Regions from separate parts of the Mus musculus genome. Here region 1 is linked to region 2. A link is a loop called in an ENCODE intact Hi-C map of the cell type or tissue named here. Cell type or tissue: left cerebral cortex. All regions are shown on one strand.

Region 1 (8,000 bases), 54 kb before region 2:
TTCTAACAAGTCAGTTAAAAAATAAGATTTTGACAATTTTTTTTCTAATTTAAGTAGAAACTTCAGGATAACAAAAGTTACTGAATCTCTTGCGATAGCAGGAAAAAGATGATTGGGAGTCTTTGAAGTATATCAATAACAGTAAATTTATTTTCTTTTATCTTTTGTCCAGGGCATATCTTTTCTATCTTCCTTTTGTGATCAGGTATTTTTATTTAAAGCATATCACTAATACAGAGGAATTTATAACTCTCAAGTCTTAAATACTCCGGTAATCTAACTAAACTGAGTACTGTTGTCTTGGCATTATCCTAACAGTGGGTTGTAGGCTAACTGTCAGCTAAATGTCCTAACGATAAGCCCAATGCTCCTTGGCACCCTAGGAATATCACTAGGTGATCAGCTGCTTTGATTCATGGTTGCTTGTAAAATTAAACTACAGATGGCTAGGTGAAAGGCTACCAGTCTGTCCACCACAGTCCCACCACAAGTCAGTGTAAGGTGCCCTTGTATGAATTGTATGCGTTCCTTCATTTTGATCCCTGGCCCCAGGTGGCCACACTCCTTAAGAACAGTTAGTTGTAATTATTGCTGTTACCCTTAGTTCGTAACACAGTAGCTGACACTGTCTCAAGGCAGAAGTGGGTACCAGGGAAATGATAATTTGATATGGAAGATGCCCCAATGACTGACATGTTGCTGCATGGCTCCAGGAACCGACTTGATTGGGGCATGAGGGAATGAAGAAATGACAGAAAGATACATGGACAGAAAGCTGGGATTGGGGGTCAGGCTCTGAGCTGCAGGAGCTGAGCACCTCAGGAATTCAGCAACATTTTGGCTTGCACGGGGAGGTGGGATTTATGGTATACAGGAGACAGGCTTAGCTAACCTTGGTAGGAGCTGTCTCTGTAAGGGTGCAGCTTCAGGCAGGAAGTGTCTAGGGACAGAAAGCCATGGTGAATGTTTTCTGCATAGGCTGTCTACACTAGCCCTTGGTCCCTTGCAGAAGGCTTTGCCACACCTCCAAGCCTGAGGCTACAGGATCCTTGACATGGTTGTGTCTCTGTCGACAACACACAGTCACTCAGGATTTTACTCACTCAGTGCTTCCTCTGTTCCTTACAGATGAATCTGATCATAAATTGGGGGTTGGAGGGGACAGACTCAAAAAATAAATTTAGAGCCAGGTGTGGTGGCACATGTTTGTAATCCCAGCTCTTCTGGTTTGGAAGCAGGGCAGCTGCCCACATTCAGGCCTGGAGTTTCAGGCCAGCCAAGGCTGTATTGAATGACCCTTTCTTTAATAAACAAAGCAAGCAAACAAAACAACTCTAAAACCATTTAATACTTATAACCTGTCTTACTTAGGTTTTTACTGCTGTGAGCAGACACCATGACCAAGGCAAGTCTTATAAAGGACAACATTTAATTGGGTCTGGCTTACAGGTTCAGAGGTTCCATTCTTTACCAAGGCGGGAGCATGGCAGCATACAGGCAGACATGATGCAGGCAGAGCTGAGAGTTCTACACCTTCATCTGAAGGCTGCTAGTGGAAGACTGTTTTCTAGGTAGCTAGGATGAGGGTTGTAAGACCACGCCCACAGGGACACACCTACTCCAACAAGGCCACACCTCCTAATAGTGCCACTCCCTGTGCCATGCATATACAAACCATGACATAACCTAAACAGCTTATAGGCTTGCCAACCTCATGCATGTTCCGAATGCTCTCTTAGCCCATAGTAGATGCCCTGACCCAAAGGCTGCTGTATAATGAAGTGTCTACTCTCACATGTAGTTTATAGAGTACTGGATACAAAAGTGAAAGCAGAAAGACTGCTTGTCAGCCTGGGTGGCTGAATGGCCTCTGTTACTGGAAGCCTTCTTTGTTGCTGATCCAAATTTTAAAGAAGACATCTTACCTAGAGCTCTTTCCTTTGTTTTTAAAAGACCCTGATGGTGTGGATCCTTTGACAGTGTGCTGATACGATGGGTCACTTTAATAAAGTTTTTAATACATTAAGTAAGCTGTGTAGATATAATGGATGGTATAAACATCAGTTAAGTATTTTTGTTAGACTAACATATTTCATTATTACCAATCAAATAAAAATGGAACCTGTATCTAATTCATGCAGTGTTCCAAAGTGGGGCCAAACAAATGAGAGCTCTGTGAGGTGACTCCGTGGGTAAAGGTGCCTGCTGCTGAGCCCGATGACCAGAGTTCAGTCCCTGGGGCTCACATGGTTGGAGGGGAGAACTGACTACAGCAAGTCGTCCTCCGGCCTGCCCATGTGTGCATACATGCATGCTCTCATGCACACTTAAATGAACAATTATTGTGGAGCAAGTGGAACCATGCTATCAGACAGATGAACTGGCCAGGTCAAAGCAGATTTAAAAATCCTGATAAGTCTTATAACTGAGAACAATAGGCATTAGAATCAGCACCTGGATAGTCGTGGTAAGGCAGACATGCAGCCTGGCACCTCTGCATTTCTCCTCCCTTGAGCAGTATATCATCAGTGCTCTGACACCCGAGTGGCATGGCAGAAAAGCAGACTGACAAATGATAATAAAAACGAAATGATATCTGAAATACCTAGACTTTGATGCAGTCTGCATGCCTGTAGACCATGTAGTCGCAGTACTGGTGATGCCTGTCTTGTTGCATGCACTTGTAACAGAAAGTAATGCTAAGTCCATAGGTTAGTTAGTGGATGTCAAACGATAGGTTTTTTTTTTTTTTTTTTTTTTTTTTTTTGTAATCAGCAACTTTCCATTCTTTGAATGTAGACACTGACCCCTGATTTTGAAACCTAAAGCTGAGACTGTGTACATACAGGTACAAACAGGCTAGATGAGTCTGGCCTGGTCGCTCGTACCTGTGATCATGGCACTGGAGATGTGGCGGTAGCAGGATCCTGAACCCTGGTCAGCCTGTGTTACGTATCCTTACCTAAAAATAAAGTAGATGCTATGTGATGGAAAAAAGAAGCTAAAAACAGTAAAGTAGAATAAAGGAAAACATGCTGATACATGTTAAAAAGTGAAATGGAAAGTCTCAGAATTCTCTGCCTTTTTTCGGTAAGGAAAAGTAGATCACTCTTTAAGAGTGAGTGTGGAAGGCTGGGTGACAGCTTTTCACCGTGGTGATGCTGTGTGTGGTGGGGAATCCAAGGCGGAGCAGAGTCTGCACCAGGCCTGTTTGGGTTCACCTTTCATTCATTATTTTACCCAGATAAGGTTTCCCCTCCGGTATGGAAGGATATGGATTTCCTGCGTGGCATTTGAATTGGTGCCAGCCAAGTGTGGCTTCTCTGTGTGCTAGTGGATGGGAGAGTGCTTGGTGCGAATTCACGGAGCGAGACAGAAGTCACAGTGCAAACTGAGAAGTGTGGGCCCATACACACTGGGTTTGCCGTGTGGCCTTGGGAAGCTCATCTAAGCCTCGCTATCGGAACAGCAGGAGAGGTTTATGACCCTCTTCCCATGACGGAACTCCGGGGGAAAGCACAACGTGTATCTCCACCTTTGCAGTAGAAGGACATTGCGTGGTGTAAATGGGAGGTCTCACTGAATTAAAGTATGCTTGCATTGACAGTGACTTGTCTATAATAAGCAGGACTTACATGGGTCGAGCAGTGTTCCTTTCTAACTGAAATAGTGATCATACAGTCTTGTGCGTTTTAAGTAGAGAGCGAATGTCAGCAAAAATAAATAACTGGAAAATGCATATTTGTATATATTCTCTCATGACATCCTACCCCTTAGCTGCCATGTCCACCTCAGCATCTATGTTTTATATAAGAATAAATAGAATAAAACAAAATAAAGTAAAATTAAAATACAATTGAGGAGTGACAAAAATGCCAGTTTTGCTTACACTAAGGAAAAGTCATTCATTTGTAAATATAAAAGAAGTAATTTTACCTTGTTTTGTGTTTTTAAAACAAGATCCCACTCTGTTGCCTAAACTATCTGGGAACTTGCAGCAATCCTCCTGTCTCTGCCCCACAAGTATGGATTGCAGATGTGTGCCAACACAGTTTGTATAAGTTTGCTTTTTAAAATAAAAATAAAAATCCAGAGAGGGGCTGAAGAGGTGGTTCAGCCTTTAAGAGCACTGGCTGCTTTTAGAGAATTAAAATTCAACTCCTGGCACTCAGATGGGCTAATGACCATCTGTCTCTCCAGTTCCAGGGACTCCATCGCCCTCTTCTGGCGTCTTTAGGCACTGTGTTCCTTGATGCTATGTGTAATTACTGTAGCAGCCACAGAGCCCCTTTCCCATCTCAGTGGTAATTTTCATTTAGGTGAATTAGAAGGTGGGAGTGTACAGTGCTATCCAGTATGCATAGCTTCCCTTGCCTTTGCATGTAGCTACATGAACAGTACAGCTTTGATTAAAAATGGTGTGTGTGTATGTGTGTGTGTGTGTGTGTGTGTGTGTGCTTGCATATGTGCAAGTGTACCAAGGCACACGTGTGGGTGTCAGAGGACAACTTGGAGATTTTGTTCTTTTCATATACATGTGGGTTCCACTCAAGTTGTCAGGTTTGGTGGCAAGCCCCTCACCCTTTGTAATGTGAGAGTGTGTTTACAAGAAAGCAAGCACCATGGTCACCTTCCTGTCTCCATAGCTCTGAAGTAACAGTGTTGCCCTTTTTGACCTCTAAGAGTCTCATGTAGCCCAGGCTGCCCTTGAACTTAATAAGTAGCTGAGGATGTTCATGAGTCTCTGCTCTTCCTGCATCCATGTCAAAGTGCTGGGACTATAGGCATTCTAACCTCCAAGCTCTTTGCCTTGCAGTGTGATGGGCAGTATATACCTCTTCCTAGTCTACAAGGCATAGCGGTGTTGAACATCCCTAGCTACGCCGGAGGCACCAACTTCTGGGGCGGAACCAAAGAGGATGATGTAAGTAGCATAGTGGGGTTTGTGTGTGTGTCCTCAGTGGTAATTACATTCCCAGAATGCCTAGCTTTAAAAGTGTGCCTCACGAAACTAATTGCAGGTCAGTGTTTACATGATAAATGTGTTACAGTATTTGGAAGGTGTGAGGTAGAATCCTAACATCTTATTTCAATGTTTCCTCTCATGGCTACAGTCTTAAGTTTCCCAGAGTTCTGCCATTAAAGGTGTGTACCACCACCCTTGGCAGGGTTTGGGACTATTTCTGTTTTCTTAGTACATTTCCCTGTGTTAGGAAAGAAAGCCACAGTCACATTTGTGCGGTACGCTACCGTTGCTCTAAAAGGAATGAGAAGGAGAATGCAGTTATTGAAGTGGGTGTATGGTAAAAAACGGTGTCCATGTCAGACTCCTGAAGAATCATACCCTGATTTCAGTTTGAGGCTTAAATGAACATGTAAGGTATAGTGCTTGTGATGTGGGTAGATACCTAGTTCTACTGAAGTATAGCCCACTCTTTGCCAGTCAAATATTCAGAAGTTGTGAAATCAGTAGAGTAAGATAAAGTTGACATTCCTGGACATCCACTAGGCACTCATTCAAAGGGCTTTATGTTCATTGTTTAACATCCATGTGACCTGATTTACTTTCCTACTTCTCCTCTTTACCCTCCTCCTTCTCCTCCTCCTTTTCTTCTTCATTTTTCTCCTCCCCCCCCCCCACCCCCATCTGGTATGTGAGCTAGGAATAAGAACTAAGGTCTCTGCACAGACTAGTAGTAGAACCCTGCAAAAACGCTGACCTACATCTTCAGCCCCAAACCTTACTTTTCTGATTTTACCCTTGAAAAGAAAGAGACAGAGTTTCCATGGTGAAGCAACTTGGATCCAGGCGGTTTGGTAACAGAGTTTAGAAGAAGTTATATCAAGTTGTGGCCTTGTATTTCCAGGACAACTTTTAATGAGGGTATTCCTTTAGAGTGAGCATTTTTCCAGTCATAATTATTTGTTACATACAGTGAGTGAGAAGTAGCAACAATACATGGCCATGACTAAATTTAAATCCTTGGCATCAGTTGTGTGAACATGCACTTAACATAAAAGCATCATATGTATGTCTGAGGAATTTTTGTTCCCTAAGATTTCTGTTTCCATACTCAAGAATGCCCGGAAAGGTTGTTATATTAAATTATGAGGCAAGGGCTGGAGAGATGGCTCAGCAGTTTCAGGCACTTCCTGCTCTTACAGAGAACCCAGGTTCAATTCCCAGCACCCAGCAGCAGCTTGTACTACCTGCAGCTCAGGCTGTCTGTCCTAGTTTGCTTTCTATTACTGTGATAAACTCCACACCATCAGCAACGTGGGGAGGAAAGGGTGTGTTCATCCCCCATGTCCTGATCTCAGTAGAGCATGTTCAGCCCCTATGTCCTGATCACAGTTGACCATGGAGGGAAATCAAGGCAGGAACTGAAGCAGAGGCCACGTGGAATGTGCTGCTGGCTGACTTGTCTCCCCGTGGCTTACTCAATCTGCTTTCCTCACACAATCTAGGACTACCTCCCACAGTGGGCAAGCCCCTCACACATCAACCAGTAATCAAGAAAATACCCGAGTCACATGACTACAAGCCAGTTTGATGGAGGCAATTCTTCGATTGGGGCTCCCTCTTCCCAAGTGACCTTTAGTCTGTGTCAAGATGATAGAAGCTGATACAGTCTTTTGGTCTCTTCAGGCACCTGGTCTCACCTGCACATATTTACATGCAGATACATTCACATGTGTATAATTAAAAACAAAAACAAATCATTTAAGAAGGTAATAACACAAATGTGTGTTGCTTTGAATACTTAAAAAAAGGGGTGTCTGTAAAACATGCCAAGTGCATAGGATCATGATTTGCATGTTTTTTACCACCAACTTTTGGGCCTTTGTAGATTCCTAAAAACATTATCTTACCAATTTTATGTGAAATATTTAACAGTTCATATCAAGGTGAATCATTTAGAAACATGTTGGTCTAGAGTGCTGTATGAGACATTTGAATATCATATTCATGTGGATGTTGAGACCTGTTTTGAAATTATGCTTATTTTGAGTAGCCCTTGAATATTTCCTTGGGCTATTATTACTTACTGATGTTTCCCATTTTGCTTTTTATGTTTTTATGGCAGGCTTTATGGGCCTAGTATTTCACTCTACCTAAACAGTTGGTGGAAATGTGTATAATACAGTTTTCCCTTGTAGATATTTGCTGCGCCATCCTTTGATGACAAGATTCTAGAAGTTGTCGCAGTGTTTGACAGTGTGCAGATGGCAGTATCAAGGGTCATTAAATTGCAGCATCACCGGATAGCACAGGTTGGTGTCTCAGGTCAAAGCTCGCCTTATTTCACAGGTAAGGACCATAGAAGGAAGCTCTGTCAGATTGCCTACACTGCTGGGCTTCTTTAAACACATATCAATGTAAAAGTCATGACTGGCTTTCTGTCATGTCTCACTGTGTCACTGCAACGGTAAAGCATGACATTCTGTTCTAGAGTGGAGTCAACCCAAACCCAGATAATGCAGGCTGCATGAATTCTCAGGTTGATCTGTGGTCTCAAGTAATGTGTTGGCTTCATTTCAGTGCCGTACGGTAAAAATCACGATATTTGGCGACGAGGGAGTCCCAGTGCAGGTGGATGGTGAAGCATGGGTCCAGCCTCCAGGGATCATCAAGATTGTGCACAAAAACAGAGCTCAGATGCTAACCAGAGACAGAGTACGTAACTTTCATTTGATTGGTTTAACTGTGTGAGTGTTGGGGGAGGTGTGGGACGTATATGTAAGTGCGGTGCCGATACAAGCCAGAAGATGACACTGGATCCCCCGGAGCTCGAGGTCCAAGTGGTTGTGAGCCCCCTAAGGTGTGTGCTGTCATCCTCTGCAAATGTATTAAAACTGATGAGCCATCTCTCTGTCCTCCAGAATTTTATCAAATCATTTCAAAAGTTGGAAATGATGAAAAATAGAAAACATTGAAAGCAATGTAAATTATCTCTTAAATGCACTGTGTATCATGTTTGAAGCATGTAGCTCACTGG
Region 2 (8,000 bases):
GAATTCTTCAAGAATTTGCATCAGAACAAGTCTACAGCAGGCCTCGGCCTTGGCTACCCTTAGCCAGCACGAGTTTAGATTGTAACTTTTACCCAGACTTTACTGCTAAGAAATATAGATGTGATTCCTGCTTGGATCCTTAGGTCTAGCAGAAGAGATGGGCATTACTTAACTATAACCACACAAATGAAAATTGGTATATGTGGGCAAGTGTGTCAGAGAAAAGGCAGAGTCCTCTCTAAAGAGGAGTGTACTTCATGGAGGGAGTTAAGACAAGACTTCCAGCAGAAGTGACAACAGAGAGGGCAGGTCCTGGATTCTGGGCAGTCATAGATGAGGGAAACAGAAAAGATGCGCAGGGCTGAAGGCAGAGTGTGAGGAGGCAAGGTCTGAAGCAGGGTTGGGCCCTGAAAGAGAGAACAGCATGGGAGTAATGAAATCTAGACAGGCCTCAAGGAGAACCACAGGATTTAAGCAGGCGAATGAGTACAGGTGTCTGCAGGTACGCTAAACGTGCTTAAAATAGAGCAGGCGCCCCCTGCCATAGGAACAAAGAAAGTGTGTGCAGACTGAAAGAAGGACTTTGTAAACTAGACAAATTTATGATCTTTAATTTTACAAAGATTTATTACATATATGCATATATATATACACATATGTATATGCATATATATATATACACATACATATGTATATGCATATACTCTAATGCATGCATGTCAGTGTGCATGCAGTGCCCACAGAGTTCATGGGTCCCCCAGAACTAGAGTTATAAACAGCTGTTAGCTGTTATGTGGGTGCTAGAAACCTAATCTAGGTTTTCCAGAAGAGCAGCCAGTGCTCTGTTGACCCATCTCTCCAGCCCCATAAGCATATATTTTTTTTAAAAAATTAAGAATGGGAAGCAACATCTACCACAAAATGTTAGATAGATGTTCAGTACACATTATTACTAGCCCAAAGTGAAAACAACCCACATATCTATCAACTATAAGATGATGAGTAAAATATGCTATATGCATAGAATAGGATCATTATGTCATTAAAAAGAAATGAAATCCTGATACATGTTATTACATGGATGACCCTTGAGAATAATGTACTAAGTGAGTAAATTGACAAAAGGTCATATGCTATTTAATTTCATGAATATTAAATACCCAGATTAGGCAAGTTTATGGAAACAAAGATTATTAGCGATCGCTTGGGACTGAGGGTGAGATAGTGGGTTACTGGTTGCTAATGGGTGTTTTTTAAAAACGGGAGGACAAAGTCAGTTTGAAAAATTAGATTATAATGTTGGTACATAGTTCTGTGAATATACAAAAGACATGAAAATGCATGACATGTAAGTTATACTGGAGTAAAACTACATATATGTATATATTTATATACATGCATGTGTATGTGTGTATGTAAAAGATGTTTTGAAAGACTCTAAGAAGTAAGGATACTATAGGAGGTCTTACATTTCTTTTCACTTTATGTCCATAGCATTCCAAGCAGCTAGCACAGGGGCCACAATCACTTCCCTGCTAGAGTGAGTTCGGATGATTTATGATCCTGTAAATATGTTTGGAAGGTAGAGCTGAGACCTCTGTTTGTCTAAATTAGCAATACCAAGCAGCTGCTTCTATTAATCATTTATGAGAGCTGCAGATTCCAAAAAGCACTCCAAACTAGCCTTTAAAATAACCTTATTTGAAGGAGTGGGGAATTTTTTTTTTAAAGGCCTTGTTAAAATAATACTTCTAACACATTTTTCCCTTCTTAAAAAGTAACCTTAAATCTTATTAAAAGTAAGGTGTTAACTTTCAGATGTTGTCTTGTTTTGATCAGGCTCATGGCACTGTTGTGGATGTAACATAGATTCACAGTGGCTCCAGAGGAAGGGACCATGGGGCTGAGCAGGTGGCGCTACTTCCGTTTTCACACCCTGAGGCCAGCATTTCTGAGGAAAGCATTCCTGGTATCTGGCTCACAGTCACAGTCTCTCAGTTGGTGTGTGAGGTCCGATTTCACTTGGCCTGCTCAGCCCGCTGACTCTTGAGTCTTTCAGAAAAGTTCATTTCCCTCTCCAGCTTACTCTGCCAGGGCAAGCTTGACAAAATGGAATTCAGTCTTAGCCAGCCTGTGTGGAGACCAAATGGCCTTGTTTTATGTACAAGGAAGTTGAAACTCAGGACCATAAAGAGGCTTGCTTTGTGCTTGTTACTAGTTAGTTAGTGGAGTGTTTACATCCTCATTTCTTTTGTTTTTAATTAAACTCTTTTCTTTTCTTTTTCAGCCTCCAACCCCTCTTTTCTAATCTTACTCCAATAAATATCTACAAAGAACACCATTTTATGTTTGTTTAGAGTTAACTTAGAGATGCGGCTACCTGTGTAGTGAAAATGGAGGACAGAAAGCCAAAGGCAAGAGGCCTCTCAGGCCATTCGCTTCTCAAGTAGTTTAAAACAACAAAATGATAAAAAAAAAAAAAAATCTACATATTTTAAATACAAGTCAGCAGCCAGCGCTTAGGGCTCTGACTTAACACATTTTGGAGACTGTCAAGGTCATTGGAAATTGGTTCTCACAGGATTGTCTTTTACCTGGACGAGTTCCTTGTTGTTTCAGCTTCCGTAAAATTCACTCTCTACAGGGAAGAGCTTACTAGTTTTTTGTTTTTTTTTTTAAACTAATTGTTATTGTTCCCCCCTTTAAGAGGTCAAAGCTTTTCATTGTAGACTAAACTCCCAGTTCTTTTCTTGGTTGATGAAGCAGTAAGGGATCTAGCCTCTATTATCATCCCAAGTTTATTTCTTGTTATTCAAATGTGCTAGATTAGATCCGGATTTGGGGCTTGTGAATTATTCTACTTTCTGCTAGCGATGTAGGGCTGCTATCCAAATCACTGCCTGAATCTTTCCTCCCACAAGGGCACCACCCCCAAGCAGTGGCCCAATTGTAACCACCACCATCAGATGATGATAATCTGCGAGTTAACACCTACAGATATCCACCCCCTCCCCCAACCCGGCCCCAGCTCTCAACAACCTAATCTATTTGTCTTCATAGTGTTCAATAGACAACCTGGAATTATGCCTAAAACGTGTAAGGAAAGCAGCCAAAAGCTGTTGAAGAGAACGAAGATATGACTGTACTCTTTCTTGTCTCTCTCCCCTAAAGAGGATAAAACAAATAAGGAGCATCTACTTCAAAATGTCCTTCTCATCTCTCGGCCAGTTTGAGGACCGTATGTCCTTGAGGAGACCATGCAACATGACTGCACCGATTCCTCTGATTTAAACAGGAATCACACAGCTTGTCACCCAAGGCTAGGCTTCTTGGTGGTCAAAGCCTTATTTTCCAATTTCAATGGCCCGTGGGGTTGGGAAGTGCACTGCCCTTTAGACTGACTCCAGAGGTTCCGATTGGGCCCAAGGCTTCCTCAGTGGTTTCCCCTGATGATGTTGGGAACCGGGCAGACCCATTCTGAAGGATGGGCTGTGTCTGGACCCCTGATGTCGTGGGCTGCCACTGGCTGTGGGAAACCAGCCCCAGGAAGGTCTAAGGGTGGCGGATGGGATGCCAGCATCCTGGGCTCGGGCGCTTGCCAGAGGAAAGGGTTAAGCCGTTCCCAAGGCAACGCACCAGGAAGCGCGCAAGACGTCAGCCGAGAGTTCGTAGGTCAGCTCGAGGTTTAAAGCTCCCACGGGCCGAGGGCCGCCTGGCCAATGGAGAGGGCGCCTCCGCGTCACGTGACGGGCGACCCGCAGCTTTGCCCTCCAGAGCACGTGGGAAGATATTTTCCCCCCACCCCTTGTTCCTTTTGCGCGGGCTCGGCCACGGGGTCGTTCTCGCGAGAGGTGCGACGGCTCTCGCGAGAGTGAGTGGGCGGCGTGGGGAGGCGGCGGCGGTGGCGTCGCGGGCTGGGGCGGGCGAGGGGGAGCGCCGCTGCGCTGCGGCTCGCGCCACCGGGCGTTGCGGGCCGTGACGGGAGGCTGACATGCCCGGGAGCTGAGAGGCTGTGCCGCCTGGTGAGCGGGGCAGGGAACCGGGAGCCAGAGGGCCGGGTCCAGACTGCGGCCGGGCGCCGTGGCCTCGCTGCGTGGGGCGCGGGCGGGAGGACGGTGCACTTTGTCCTCCGCAGCAGCATCCTTCCCTGTCAGCGTCCGAACCCAGGTCCCCGGCGCTGCCCTAACCCCAGATGCCGCTGTTTGCATCGCTGTCACGTCGCCTCCAGGCTGGCCAAGCATCCGAATTGCGCTATCAAATAGAAAATGGGCTGGCCAGACCACAGTGACAGTACAGTCTAAACCCCTGGTATAGCTTGGTGACAGTCCTTTAGCTCTGCCTACGGTCTTTAAAAAGAAAAGAAAAGAAAAAAAAACCCTATTAGTTGGAGGTGGCTTAGCTTTAGGCATTAAGGCATTTTGCGGTGAGCAATACTGCTGAGACACATCGCTAATGGCCTTGGCGCATACTGGAGTTAATATTCGCAGTTCTTTTATAGCCTTGTGATTATCCATTTGCTTCTAAATCGCTTGTTTTCCTTTGCATCTTTCTCACCTTGTTAGCAGTGTTATTTATATTGGTACTCAATTTTGTTATGTATGAAAATATATAAAATAAGGGCATCAGGAAAGATGGAGTATTTATTCATGCAAAGGTGATTTTGTTTTAATGTCTTTGTGTTTGCTTGGTGTGTGTGTGTGTATGTGTTGGTGTGTGTGCTGGTAAAAGGCAGCCTAGTATGATTGATGTCATTTTCAATAGTCCCACCTAATCTTTCAAACTATAGAAGCATTTTTTTCAAGGAATAACCTGGTTATTCATACTTGATTGTGTTTTCCAGGCAGGATTGTGAATCATAGGTTGGCAGTAAATTAAGCAATTAGTTGTGTAGTTAGTAACTGACTTATGAGGGATGAAGGGATATGAGGGAATTGGGGAAGACGTGGGTTTATAAGCTGAGCTGTGGCTAATGTAGATAGCTACAGAACTGCTCAACTGATCTGCCTGGAAAGGAATTGGCAGTATATACTCTGTGCCCAGTGATGTTTCTCAGTTGTTGAAGATTCTGAAGTTGGAGGCCCAGAACTGTAGTGAGAGATTTGCTAGCCTTCTCAAGCCTCTGAATTCCAGGGCTTCGTCAGGGAAACAGAAGAAAATCCTTTGGGAGAAAGGATGGTACATTTTATTTTAATTCCAAAGACTTAGTGTCTGGGAAAGGAACTCAGCCAATTCCGATCATAATGCAGCAGGTTGTGTAAAGGGAAATTTCCAGCTATAAATAGGGGAATTCTAGTCACACAGGGAGATATGAAAAACTTAGGTGAGTGGGCAAAGGAGTTAGCAAAAGTTCCCTTCCACTCATCTTTGTTGCTAGTCTTTCTAAGTTGTGGCAAGGGTTTCAGACTTTTAGAGCAATGGTTGCTTTGTCTTGTGTTTGGAAAGCAATTGAAGTAACTTTGGATGGAGCAATTACTTAGGTAATCCAAGTGTTGTTTTTTGTTTTTTTTTTTTTCATTTTTTCTTTTTCTTTTTGTGAAGTGGCCCCAGTAGTTAAATAAATAAATAAATAAATAAATAAATAAATAAATAAATAAAAAATTAGCCACTCAGAGAGAATGAGTGTTGAGCCAGGTTAGAGAACTCTTGAGTTTAGCTTGTGTGAAGTTGGGCATACCCTGGCATTCTGGCACAGGGAAAACATGCTTTACCATCTTAAAAGCAAATGGGGCAGATCCATATATTTTCATTTTTTTCTGTTCATGCTTACAGAAAGAAATTAATTGAACATGACCTCCTGGAGATAAGCATTTAGACTGTGTGGATTATTGACTAGACTTGACAGAAGGAGGAAGCGGAGAGATTTTGGATTAGCCTCTGCTTACTGGGAGCTTTTTCTTTGACCTTCCTTAATGGTTTGAGGATTATTTGGCTGCCAGAATCAAAAAGCCATTAGAATTAGCTTACTTGAAAAAGGCATTTGTTGGGGCTGGCGAGATGGCTCAGTGGTTAAGAGCGCCGACTGCTCTTCTGAAGGTCCCGAGTTCAAATCCCAGCAACCACATGGTGGCTCACAACCATCCATAACGAAATCTGATGCCCTCTTCTGGAGTGTCTGAAGACAGCTACAGTGTACTTACATATAATAAATAAATAAATCTTAAAAAAAAAAAGAAAAAGGCATTTGTCATATTGTTGGAGCACTGATGCTAAGGTCCAGTTTGTGATTCTAGCTCAGTGGCCTGGAGACTGGGAAGTCTTGAGGTTGAAATGCACCAAGTTTTCTCTTAGTTCTTTGCTATTAGTTGCATGCTCTCTTCAGTTGTCAAACACTGACCTTCTCCTGAGACCTCCTGGGCTTTTTCTTTGCTTTGTAAGAGTGTTCACATCAGACCCACCTTGACTTTGCATCATGGTTCCTAACAGAGCTCTTCCACTCTCAGTTCTAAATGTCTGTGTATCGAGAGAATGTCGTGGTCAGCTTTCTACTTCTTGTCAGGTTGGTTGTAGTGTGGATTAGGAAGATGGGACTAGGAGATGGAGGGTGGGGAGCCACACTGTAGTCCTAAAAAGGACTTGAGCCTTTCAGACTGCTTCAGCAAGGTCTTTAACATGGGAGGTCTGTAGTTGGGAGCAGATGATGGATACCTATGGTGTACTGTAGTATCTTGGAGTTGGAGTTCTTCCCCCAAGCCCAGCATTTCCCTTGGTCTCAGCTATGTAGAGTTGTAAACTGCGTCCAGTGGTCCCTTTCCAGGACAGGTTATCTTGGGTTTGTTAGGTTGGACAGGCTGCTTAAAACAGTTTATATAATGGGCATAGTGCTACCGTGAGAATTCTAGATGCACATGTGTAAACTGTTGGTTTCCAGCTGGCAGATGGCAGTTATGGTGCAGAAGTATGTTGTGTACTGTCTTGTTGCTGACTGTGGACTGGGCGTCTGGAGTGTTCAGAGAAGAAATTGGCATTTTTCTTTTCAGGCTAGTGCTGACCATACAATAGTTTAAGAACTATTTCTTAAAAATTTCTATCACCTGCGTTTTAGATTGCAACATAATTGTGGTTCCCCATTGCTTTCTTCTTTTTACCTGCCTTGAACCATTGATGGAGATTATTTCTTTAGATTTTGGTTAATCCCATATTCTCTTCTCGTCTTGGCTCAGCTTTAAATTCTGGATATGTGAATGATTCTGAGAGTAACATTTCCAAGTTTAACATTAAGTAAATCTGTTCATTAGTTCATCTTTGGATACTGCCATAGTGATGGAAAGCACCATCTTCCAGTCATTGTGTAATTGGTGAAGGCTCTGCTTTTCCTCTGCTTTTCTTTTCTTTTTTTTTTTAAGATTTTATTTTTATTTATATTAGTACACTGTAGCCATCTTCACACAAACACCAGAAGAGTGCATCGAACCCCATTACAGATGGTTGTGAGCCACCATGTGGTTGCTGGGAATTGAACTCATTACCTCTGGAAGAGCAGTCGGTGCTCTTAACTGCTGAGCCATCTCTCCAGCCTCTCCTCTGCTTTTCTTAAGTTCAAACCTTAACATCATATTTCACACTCTTCCTTTTTTAGTTGCTCCTTATATATCCTATTAGTGAATGGCCTATGTGCAGGCTTATATGGGCTCTCCTGTGAGTCAAGCAGCATGCCTTGTGTGTCAGATTCACTCACTGAGTTTTGCTCCTCGAAGCCGGGGGCAGAGGCTTTCTGTATCTGCAGTGCTTTTCATTATTGTTCGTTAACTCAGGGAGTTGCAGGTGTTCCATGATTCCAAAATCTACCAGGATTTTGTTTAGAAACAATCTTGTAGAGGATAATGCACAATATTAAGAACATAACTGTGTGGTCTTGACAGCATGATCACACTGACAATAACTCTTTTTTGTTTGTTTGTTTGTTTGGTTTATCGAGACAGGGTTTCTCTGTGTAGCCCTGACTGTCCTGGAACTCACTCTGTAGACCAGGCTGGCCTCGAACTCAGAAATCCACCTGTCTC

What was found. Peaks named below come from ENCODE experiments on the same cell type or tissue, not always from the same donor. Only the 100,000 strongest peaks of a DNase experiment are listed, where the experiment ranks them.
Region 1: it touches region 2 in a loop (8-fold over the local background); 2 of 42 quality-filtered maps call a loop at or near these places.

What each region holds. Positions count from the first base shown.
Region 1 is chr14:78,586,798-78,594,797 of GRCm38, reverse strand. It overlaps Dgkh (diacylglycerol kinase, eta), which reads left to right. Exons shown (of 30, transcript NM_001081336.2): 22 at 4,817-4,924; 23 at 7,162-7,275; 24 at 7,544-7,678. Among named protein-coding and RNA genes, the nearest start is that of Gm26251, 13 kb to the left of the region's middle. In left cerebral cortex, a CTCF peak has its summit at 4,233 (motif pointing left); a DNase peak (open chromatin) is centred at 4,214.
Region 2 is chr14:78,532,734-78,540,733 of GRCm38, reverse strand. Akap11 (A kinase (PRKA) anchor protein 11) reads left to right here and starts at 3,874. Exons shown (of 12, transcript NM_001164503.1): 1 at 3,874-4,022. In left cerebral cortex, no CTCF peak of the experiment used is centred here; DNase peaks (open chromatin) are centred at 3,022, 3,704, 4,145, 5,085 and 1 more place; H3K4me3 peaks cover 2,620 bases; H3K27ac peaks cover 2,841 bases.